Linked DNA regions of Homo sapiens: region 1 is linked to region 2. A link is a contact called in ENCODE Hi-C or POLR2A ChIA-PET data. All regions are on one chromosome and are shown on one strand. The core of a region is the stretch at or near the end of the contact, and the rest is flanking DNA. Distances in the headings are between cores, read along the strand shown.

Region 1 (5,513 bases), core at 1,452-3,951, 57 kb after region 2:
GAGACACACAACCATCAGCCCCACCTTTGCCAGGAGCAGCCCTACATTTTAAGAGCTACTCTGGACAATCAAAGCTCGTGGAAGCTGGCCGTCTCCTCTTACTTCAGGCTCATTACCTGTGTAATCTTCCTCATCTTCAGGAACTTCCACCTGGGAGGGTGACAGGGCAGCCTTGGGTGGCTCCAGCTCTGGGGCTGAGAGCTCCAGCATCCGCGAGCGGGACTGATGGGCACTGAAGGTGTGGTACGGGTGCTCTGCTGTGCCATACAGTATGAGGCTCCATTCTTTCAACTTCCCTGGAAGGCACCAAACCCACAGAGTTACCTGCCTGTGCCAAGACCTCTGTCACTCACAGAAATAAGCCAGATGCTGCCTGGCTCCTCCCCTGATAGCTGGGCTCTGGCCTGCTACCTTCACTTCCTGGTTACCTGCTGGCCAGCTGTGCACCTATTGCCCAGGCCACATGCTGCTTTCCCCCAGTGTCTCATTCCTGCAAGCCAGTGCCCTTTTATTCCTGTTCTATCGAGCTGCCCTCCGCTTCCTGTCCCTGCTGGGATGGAGGTCAGCCGGGCTGGACTCTCCACTGTCCTGGAGGCTGTCCTCTGCCCTGCTGATCTCACTGCAGCCTCCCTCGATGCTGCCTCCCCGATGCCTAGCAGCAGCCACCTTCCCGTCTTGGGATATCCGGTGGGTAAATCTGGTGCCAGGCCTGGCTGTGAGTCTTGCCCTACAGCATCCAAGTGTGATAACTGGGTTGCATGGAGGAGTCCTGCTGTTTGGATCCTTGATCCTAGATCATGGGAAGACTCAGTCTTGGGCTCTCTCCTCCACAGCTAGCCCAGGACAGTGAGGGATGTTCTGGGGGATAGCAGTGCTGGTAAAAACCCAAATGTCTGCAGAAGCTGGGTGGAGGAAGAACATCTTTGAAAGCAGGGGGATGAGTAGACAGACACCAGGCTCCATGGGGGACATCAGAGACAGACAGACACAGGAAAGACAGTGCTGATGGGAGAGCTCCCAGCCAACATGGGGGCAGCTGGGGTCCCGCCCCACCGACAGCTCCACAGGGAGCGATGGCCCATGCAGCTGTCTGTTCTCAGGTATCAAGCAAAGTGAAAATCCTGGTAGCAATTTCCAGGTGAATTCCTGATGTTATAAAACACATTATAAACAGTCCCCAATTTATGACAGTTTGACTTACAATTTTTTGACTTTACAATGGTGTGGAAGCCAGATGCATTCAGTACACTCCTAGACTTAATGATGGGGCTATGTTGGGATGAATCCACCATAAGTTGAAAATATCATCGAAATAAGTCAACTTGCAATTTGTAAGTCAAAGAGCATCTATGCAATTAATTAACGCCTATCTGCAGGCCGACTCTGCTGCTGGCCACTGGTTTAAGCTTCTTCTTCTTCTTTTTTTTAACCACGGCATCCCCAGAATTCAGAGCAGGGTTACTGTTTAGAAGGTCATCACCCCACATAGTTGAGGGGGCCAGGGGCCAGTGTGACCTGCCCAAGGACAGCTGCTCATGCTGACGGGGCTCCCGGACGCCCCAGCCTTTCAATGTTTGTTTCTAATTGGATTGGCTCAATAGGAAACACATGCACACACATGTTCAGCTGTGAACCCCCTCAGTGGGCCCTCATGACTGTCTCCTGCGACCCAAGCTGGGGACAGGGCCATTGCTGGCTCAATGTCTCTGTTGGCTGAAAAATCCCTGCTTCCTCTTCCTTTCCTGCCATGGGGTTTCTTGGCAATCAGAATGGTTTCGGGGAGGAAGAATACTGCTCTGATTCTTTGCTGTTGACTGTGTTTTCTCAACACTTACCTCTGCCCATGCTCGCTACTCCACCCGCTGGCTCTAAATGGCAGCCTGTCTGTCTTTACATACCTGCCTATGCACTGTTTCTGCAATGCAGGCCCCTCTGCCAGTACAACTTTACTTTTTGTTCCAATTCTGGAAATCTCTTAGCGTTTCTAAATTCCAGAACAGGAGCTCCTGCTCATCCTCATACCATAAGCCCATAGGCTGTAATCCACACCATCCTGGGTGGGTGGGCGGGCAGGTGAAAGACAGGCGGGACTGGCCCCACTGGTGCGATTCGAAATGGCATTCGACACTGACCCATTTACACAATGTGGCATGTGGCAGCCCTGTTTCATTTTAACCACAGCCTCAACTGGCTAAGTACTAGGTTGCAAAAGGCTGGAGCCTGCACACTGTCCCAAGTCAGATTCTGTACTGCCCAAGCCTCCCTTAGCCTGGACAGGGCCGGAAGAGGTAAGCAAGGCCCTCCTACATGAAACAGCATCCCCAGCATAGCATTTCTAGCACACGGTCTTCCACAGGGCTCGGTTCATTAAGCCCCACAGCAGCTCCCCCTCCCTGACACAGTTCCTAACCCAGCCTACGTGTGTGGTGACAGCGACACAGGAAGTTGTTCTCACCGCTGCAGCAGTGACACAGGAAGTTGTTCTCACCGCTGCAGCAGTGACACAGGAAGTTGTTCTCACCGCTGCAGCAGTGACACAGGAAGTTGTTCTCACCGCTGCAGCAGTGACACAGGAAGTTGTTCTCACCGCTGCAGCAGTGACACAGGAAGTTGTTCTCACCGCTGCAGCAGTGACACAGGAAGTTGTTCTCACCGCTGCAGCAGTGACACAGGAAGTTGTTCTCACCGCTGCAGCAGTGACACAGGAAGTTGTTCTCACCGCTGCAGCAGTGACACAGGAAGTTGTTCTCACCACTGCAGGTGCAGAAAACAAGCCTGGTGAGGAACCTCTGACTCTCCTCAGCTCCTTAGGGTCCAGTTACAGCCACATTCCGACCACAAAGGAATCCGAGCACTTTAACCACCAAGTGGTGCACTGAGATTGGCTGGGGTTGTGATGATGGTAGGACAGGGACCAAGGGCTCTAGAGGCTATCATTTGAGTTGAAGTTTATTTCAATTATAGAGGATGTCTCCAAAAACACCCACAAAAGGCCTGGTCACCAAAACTGGATTTTTATTTTCAGATATAGTTTTGGTGGGACAAACAAGAGGGGCTGCTCCACACTCAGGGTCAGTGGTGTGCACTGTGTGGAAAAAGAGAGCAGGAAGAATTCCCAGGGACCCAGCAGACAGGCAGCCTCATGGGAGGAGGCTGGACTGGAATGGAAGAGAGACTTCATTATTATTACACTCTCTGTTTGACTTTATGTGTGTGTGTGTGTATGTGTGTATGTGTGTATTTAGACAGGGTCTCACTCTGTTGCCTAGGCTGGAGTACAGTGGTACGATCATGGCTCACTGCAGCCCCAACTTCCCAGGCTCAAGCCATCCTCCCACCTCAGCATCCCAAGTGGCTAGGACTACAGGTGTGCACCACCACGCCCGGCTACTTTTTGTATTTTTGGTAGAGATAGAGTTTCACTATGTTTCTCAGGCTGGTCTCAAACTCCTGAGCTCAAGCGATCCTCCCACGTTGGCCTCCCAAAGTGTAGGATTTACTGGTGTGAGCCACGCGCCCAGCCTGTTTGACTTTTTGTTAAAACCACAACATATGTTACCTGTTCATATATAAACATTAAAACTTTTTAAAAGTTTAATGTTTAAAATCTATGAATAAAGTGGTTGTATGGTCAAAAAACCCCATTAAAAAGCAGTAGTACTCGGGGTTTTGATTTTTGTCTCTGAATAAGTAATATACAAGGATGGCTCAGAAATGCAAAAGTATAAAAGTGCATATGACGAAGTCTCCCTCCCCATGGGCAATGTTGGTTCCCCGTTTCTTGTGTATCATTTCTGAAGCATTTTATTCTTATTCAAGCAAATATGAACATATGTTTCCCCATCCTTTTTGGTAACACACCTGCTAGCACTTTCTGCACCTTGAGTTTTCCATTAACAGTGTATCCTTATGATCCTTCCATGGCTGCACAGGAGAGATGTAGTGTTGTTTACTTAAACAATCCCCTACTCATGGACGTTTAGGTTGTTTATAAACTTTGGCAATTATAGTCATGTGTAGCTTAACTATGGGGATACCTCCTGAGAAATGCAGGTGATTTTGTTGTTTTGTGAATACCATAGAGTGTGCTTACACAAACCTAGATGGTACCCCTACTCCACACCTAGGCTATAGGGTACAGCCTGCGGCTCCCAGGCCACAAACCTGTGCAGGATGGTGCTGTATGGAATACTGTAGGCAACTGTAACACAATGATAAGTGTTTGTGTACCTAAACACACCTAAACATAAAAAGGGTACAGTCAAAATACGACATTAGAATCTTATGCAATGACTATTGAATATGGGGTCTGCTACTGATGGAAATGTCATTTTGCAGCACACGACTACACAAATAGTGCTCTATCCTTGGTCACATAGGGAGCAACTACTTGAGGTGAGCAGAGCAAGGGCCCTGGAACAACAGGGTCTGGAACCTGGCTTTGCCCCTGCTAGCAAATTACTTCATCTCTGTTCCTTAGTTTCCTCATTTGTAACGTGGGGATAATAATAACGTCTCCGAATGTCTACCTCACAGGGTTGCTTTGGAGATTAAATGACTTCATGATGGTAAAGCACTTAGAATAGAGACTGGCACGCAGGAGCTGTCCATTAAGGGAAACCTACTGCACACGTCATTTCAGCTGTGTGCATGTGTACCTGTAGGCTACATTACTAGACGTAAAACTCGTCACACGTCACATGTCACACGTCAAAAGGAACGGGCTCCCTTGCAGCCTGCAGCTATGGCTTACATTGCCAATCCGATAACTCAGAAAGGTTAACGTCGCATTTCTCTCATTATATGAGAAACGGAGCATCCTTTTCATATAATTAAGAGCAAGACAAATTTCTGATTTGATAAAATTAAAAGCAATTTATAAACTTGTAAATTTACCAAAGATATTTGCTAGGAACAAGGGATGAGACGTCTAAGATGCATAGAAGCAGATCTTAGCTGCATTTGTAACAAGGGCCAGTGGAATGAAATGGTGTTTTGCTCACACATGGTTTGTATTTTTGTTCTTTCTCTCGATCTGCAAGATACTCATGACAGCCTATGAGGGGCCAGGCACTGACTGAGCTAACAACCTGCGGAGCTGAGAGCTGGGAGCTCCAAAAACGCCAGCAGGGAAGAAGCAGTGGGACCAAAGCAACCCCTTCCTGCATGTGCCTCCAAAAGAGACCTTTCCTTTTCTAATAGGTGCGATTTGTGACACTTGACCTAAGGTTAGGTTTAGACAATGGTAATCTGGGAGACATTTATCTCTCTCTCTCTTTTTTTTTTTTTAGATGGTGTCTCGCTCTGTTGCCCGGCTGGAGTGCAGTGGCACCATCTCAGCTCACTGCAAGCTCCGCCTCCTGGGTTCACGCCATTCTCCTGCCTCAGCCTCCTGAGTAGCTGGGACTACAGGCGCCCGCCACCATGCCCGGCTAATTTTTGTATTTTTAGTAGAGATGGGGTTTCAGAATGTTTGCCAGGATGGTCTTGGTCTCTTGACCTTGTGATCCGCG
Region 2 (5,426 bases), core at 2,446-4,945:
ATCAGGGCCTCTGCGGTGCCCCTCTCCTCCTATGGAGGATACAAAATCTTCCGCCTTGGTTCCTACAGTGTTCTAGTGTGTTTGTTCTTTCCTTCCTCAGCAGTAACTTGCAACTCTTAGCCAGAATCACCAAGGATTGCTTATTTTCGTTTGTGAGTCCCATCTTCCCAGATTTGAAATTCTCAGGGATGGGATGAAGACAGACTGCTGTGGCATCATCCAGAGTCCCCGGGGCAGTGCTGCACACAGGAAGCAGCTTTGGATGAGCATCTGTCTGCTACTCCTTGTTATTTGCAAGAAACAAGGTGGTCCCAGCCAGAAAGACCAAAACCACTGTGTTCCAGCTCCTTGACACTCATCTGAAGATTGGCAGACAATTCCTCACCCTACTTAGCTCTCCCTCTACGGGGCTGCAGAAGGATCAAGTTAGAATACTATAAGTACAATCCTTCTAAGTACTTAGTGAGGACCTAGGAGGTGATTTGCATCTGTTTCCTTTATTGAATCTTCACAATCCTAAGGAATTAGTCTTAATTTATGGACAAAGAAACAAACAATCTTGTTCCTAAAAGGTAACTATATCCTGTAAGTGTTGAAAATCTGTTAACATTTGACATCAGTGGTGCTTACCTCCTCCCCGCAAAGGCTTTCTGTCCGATTTCCGTTTCAGGACAGATGAAGTGGAAGGCCCAGGACTGTCTTCCTCCTGTTTGAACACACACAGTAGTGTAAGAAGCAATTAAAACATTCTACTTGGCAATCTTCATCTACCGCATGCCAGCCGGCCGAGGTCTCCAGTCACCTGGGGCTTCTTTGCATTTCCTTTGTAACTTTTTCCTTCTTGCATGCTGTCCCACATTTCAATCTTCTGTCTCCTTTTTTCTTCTTCAAGCTGAGAAACAATCACATTTTACAGAAAGAATTCAGAAGCTGCCATTTCTCTCAAAGACAAAGCTAACTCTGATAATTCTTAATTTAAATGTCTTTCAGAACAAACTTCACCCTCGTTTTCTTTAGTTAATAAAACTGTTGTGATCTGGTAGTGTGAGTTTAACTCACATAGAGCAGCTTTGGTTTTTGTACACTATTAAAGAAAGCAAAATGTTTCATGAAAAAGATTACTGACTCCATTCTTCTGAAACTCACTCCTGTCAGGACATTTTTGGTAATGGGGAAGACACAGGCACATGCACACACACACTCACATGCTCCCTGCTCCAGCCTGTCCCTCCTTTTGTGCTCTGGACCTTTCATGGTAATATATTCACACATCTAGTGTTCCCTAACAATCGTGTATTCTTCTTGATATCACCAATACTTACATGGTAGGAACTGAAATGCTTATTGAATCTAATGGGATAGGACCTGGTCCTAGAAGCTTATAGACAACACAGACACAGGCATCGTTAGCCACTAAACCTCAGACAATTTCTATGCACACATTCAAACTGAAACCAGTTCATACTTGTTTCAGTTTTTCCTTATGCTTTTCAACTTGCGCATTTAGTTCTTCTTGCATTTTCAGTCGAGCAGCTGCTAAAGCTTCTTGTCGTTTAACAACAACATCAGGTTCTAAAATGTCAGAAAAAAATGGAGATAAAGCACTGTGTACAATATAAAATAGAAACTTTTGAGTGTCCATATTATTAAAAGTATAAAGAGGTATGGATATCAGACAATGAAACAACATATTTTTACATAAGTACTCCTAACCCCTCTGCATACATTTTACTGCTTCAGGGGGCAGGGGTCTGTTGCTGAGCCACGGATTTTAGCCCGAAATATCTACATCACCAGAAATCTGTTAGAAATGCCAATTTCTGAGTTCCCCTGAGCAATTCCGATTCATAAAGCCTGGGATAGTGGCCACACAGAGCACATCTTGGATACCTCAGTGACACCCACAGTCTCTAGGCTGACTAGAATCCTGGAAGACTACCAAGGAAATATAAAGTTTTCTAAATCATTATCCATCCCTTAATTAGCGCAGAAGATTCTTAAGTATTTGTTTCTACAGAAAAGAAAAATCCTTCCAAATAGCATTATGAATAGAAATGAACTCATTTCTATTCATAACGTCTACTCATAGAGTCTCGCTCTTTGCAACAAGGCTAGACTCCATCTCATAGAAAAAAAAAAAAAAAAGAAAGAAAAGACAGTCTCACTCTGTTGCCCAGGCTGGAGTGCAGTGGCACAATCTCAGCTCACTGCAATCTCCAGCTCCCAGGTTCAAGCGATTTCTCCTGCCTCAGCCACCCTAATAGCTGGGATTACAGGTGCCCGTCACCACGCCCCACTAATATTTGTATTTTTAGTAGAGACAGGGTTTCACCATGTTGGCCAGGCTGTTCTCGAACCCCTGACCTCAAGTCATCCTCCTGCCTCGGCTTCCCAAAGTGCTGGGATTACAGGTGTGAGCCACCGCGCCCCACCGAGAACCATATACTTCCTACTTTTTTTTTTTTTTTTTTTTTAAAGACAAGGTCTCAATCAATTGCCCAGGCTGGAGTGTAGTGTGGCCCGAGCATAGCCCACTGCAGCTTTGACTCCCTGGACTCAAGTGATTATCCCGCCTCAGCCTCCTGAGCAGCTGGGACTACAGGTGCGTGCCGCCACTCCCGGCTATTTTTTTTTTTTTTAAATAGAGACAGGGTCTTCCTGTGTGGCCCCTCTTACTTTTACTAAGAGACTAACTCTTAATATAAAGGAGGTGCAAAACCACCGCTTTCATTTCGGTTATCAGGCACTAACCCACAGCAGCCGCAGCTCGGTCCAGCTGCCTCTGCCTCAAGGCTCTTAGCCGGGCGGAAAGCTTCTGAAAGACCACGTAGAGAAGGATGCAGCTGAAGACGATGTACCAGCCATAGGTGGCCAGCAGGGAGCCCACTGAAAAGAAAAACAGTTTTCAAAAAACTAAAAATGACACTACTAGTTGACCTTTCCATAAGACTCAACAAACACAAAGTGTAACTCCTGCCCTCAAAGCCTTCATGGTCTAGGCTGAGGAAAAAGCCTCCTAAGTAGATCGTTAAAACACGAACTCAAGAAGTGCGACAATTCAGGGATCACTGAGAAGTGAGACTTCCCAACCATCTGGGGAGTCGGGGGCAGTTAGAGTGTGGAGGGCACAGCAACTGGGTTTTGAAGAATGAAGAGCAACTAATCTGAATCAGGAAGGCAAAGGCCTTTCAGAGCCACATAGAAAGGGGTGACAGCGCGGGGAGTCAGGAGTGTGTATGGGGCTGTGTGGGACGGGTCCCAGAGGCAAACGCCAACGGCCGAGTGACCCCAGTAACTACCACAGGAAGGGCTTGGTTCGCAAAAAAGACTTGCGCAAACAAGGGACAGCCGAGCCGCCCAGGGAAGTGCGGCTCCCGAGAAGCCTCCGCGCAAGGTCCGGGCCTGCTGCCCAAGGTCCGCGTAAGCGCCAACGCCCGACCGTTCCCAGGCCTCCCAGGCTCCGGCGCCCGGTGCAGCGGCGGACGACCCACCCATCATGGCTGCGCGTCGCAAAAGTGGCGGCGCGCGCCCGGCTGCCCCGCAACGACTCACCCGTGGTGTGCAGGAAGCGCAGCCCCTCGGTCTCCAGGGCCGGCCGCGCGGACAGAGACTCCTCTTGGCGTTCCATGACCGCCGCCGCCGCCGCCGCCCAGCCCTGCCGCCGCGCCTCCAGCCGGGCGCTTCCGGTGCGCTCCTACGCACACGTGGCGCGCCCGGACGCGGTCGTGGTCCCGGCCAATCGCAGGCCGACCCCGCCCCGTCGCTGGGCCAAACGCAGGGGGGCGTGGCCGAGGGGCGTGGCGGGGGAGAAATCCCGGCTACGCTCGCCGGGGCCGGGACAGCGCGTGTGGGAACGTTCTGTGCTATCTCTTGGCTTGAGTCGGGGGTGGAGGACGGACCTCGTTCACGGATTTCTTACCGAATTTCTACTTTCTTTTTTTTTTCTAATTGGACACTGAAGCCAAGGAAGTCAGTGGTCGCCCGGAAGCAGGATTTGCACCCACATCCTTGCCCGGGGCACATTGGACAACAGGGCTCAGTTGGTTGACGACTCCCAGCATTTGAGGGTTGCAGCCAACGTCCACCCCAAGTGAAGACACGAAATGTGAGCAGCCTCCTGCTCCTGCTGCTGGTGATACCTTTCAGGCCAAGAAAGTCCCCACCGATCCTCAAGGTTCTTTCTCCAAAATCAAAGCCTTTTAGGAAAGAACGATCATAGTAACTGCTCTAACCTGTGTTGAATTATACTGTATCACCACAAGACACGATCACAGAGTTACTTATAATAGTGTCCTGGCTGTGTTCCTCTGCCTGCAACGCCGTCCCGCACCCTCTTCCACCACTCAAACGTCACCACCTTTATGGTGACCATAACCATCCTATTTGAAATGTGACCTTGGGTTTTTCTGGAGCATTTGAAGTGCACATACCTAGCTGTGTTTCAAAAGAAGGGTTGGGAATTGGGAATAGAACTGAAAAAATAATGAATAGGTGACAACATCCGAGTGCTGCGTCACCACTGTCGCCAGGAGCAGTGTGGGGAAGGCAAACCATGACATGAAGCGTGAACGCAATCAGTGTTTCTTCAATGCAGGTTTGCCAAGAAGTTCCTCAAGGGGGACAGCTGCAGGGATTTGAGCACTGACCTCATCAAGCTTTCCCAGCAGTGTGTTCAGAAAGCAATAAAGGGGACCTGGCATTCATGAGCCATAGCAAAGAGAAGCCTGAAAGCTCTTCTTCCCTGTTGGCCACCTTGAAAATGGACTCCTCAGATGAACCGAGGACTCTGGATGTTATCCATAAAGGCTGTGAAGATAGCTTATCGATTTAATGAGGAATTTTAGGAGGGAGAATTTCCTTCTTCATGTTTGCCTTTCCGTTGTAAAAGGTGATGAACCATCACCACTCTTTGCTTTGCTACAGATGATTTCTCACTTGCTCTGGCATCTTGCAGGAACATTTATGTGCTAAATTGAATGACTTCTATGGAATTAGTTGCAATTCTCAGTCCCAGATTAGCTTTAAATCCGCCTTACATCTAAATACTGATAAACTAGACAGGATGAGCAGGGTTGCCTCAACTATTTTGTTAGGCTGTGAAGGACATTAGGTATACCGTACTGGGGTCATAGTTCATGGAAAAAAATGGTTAGGGCCTCACTTTTCTCTCAGGAAACTCATACCAAAACAGTTTCAATCAATGCTTGGGAGCAGTTTTATTTTTATACAGTAACTTAACAGGATGGTTTAACACAAGAGTTCCCCATCTTGACAAGGTGTCAGATGAAGACTTGAGAGCTTCAAGAATGTTGCAGTGGGCCAGGAGTGGTGGCTCTTGCCTGTAATCCTATTGCACTTTAGGAGGCTGAGGCAGGAGGATCACTTGAGGCCAGGAGTTCAAGACCAGCCTGGGCAACACAGCAAGA

Evidence for each region. Hi-C counts contacts between places; a loop is a spot of excess contacts on that map. ChIA-PET counts read pairs that join two places held with the same protein, here RNA polymerase II (POLR2A). Pooled maps may share reads with other maps.
Region 1: a loop to region 2 is called in a map of CD4-positive, alpha-beta T cell, with 8 times the contacts of the local background. The contact joins the promoter of PCSK6-AS1 here to the promoter of SELENOS in region 2. A Hi-C loop is called at or near these places in 1 of 168 maps with a recorded cell type or tissue (CD4-positive, alpha-beta T cell) and 6 of 50 pooled maps. POLR2A ChIA-PET finds 5 or more read pairs at or near these places in 2 of 52 experiments (activated T-cell and activated naive CD4-positive, alpha-beta T cell).

Annotation. Positions count from the first base shown.
Region 1 is chr15:101,331,736-101,337,248 of GRCh38, forward strand. PCSK6-AS1 (PCSK6 antisense RNA 1) reads left to right here and starts at 2,702. Exons shown (of 3, transcript NR_132373.1): 1 at 2,702-2,778; 2 at 5,043-5,202; 3 at 5,292-5,513. PCSK6 (proprotein convertase subtilisin/kexin type 6) reads right to left here. Exons shown (of 22, transcript NM_002570.5): 14 at 117-296. RefSeq lists a silencer at 2,420-2,479.
Region 2 is chr15:101,273,790-101,279,215 of GRCh38, forward strand. SELENOS (selenoprotein S) reads right to left here and starts at 3,696. Exons shown (of 6, transcript NM_018445.6): 1 at 3,553-3,696; 2 at 2,752-2,886; 3 at 1,466-1,572; 4 at 803-892; 5 at 631-706. The coding sequence starts at 3,628. RefSeq lists a silencer at 3,572-3,901.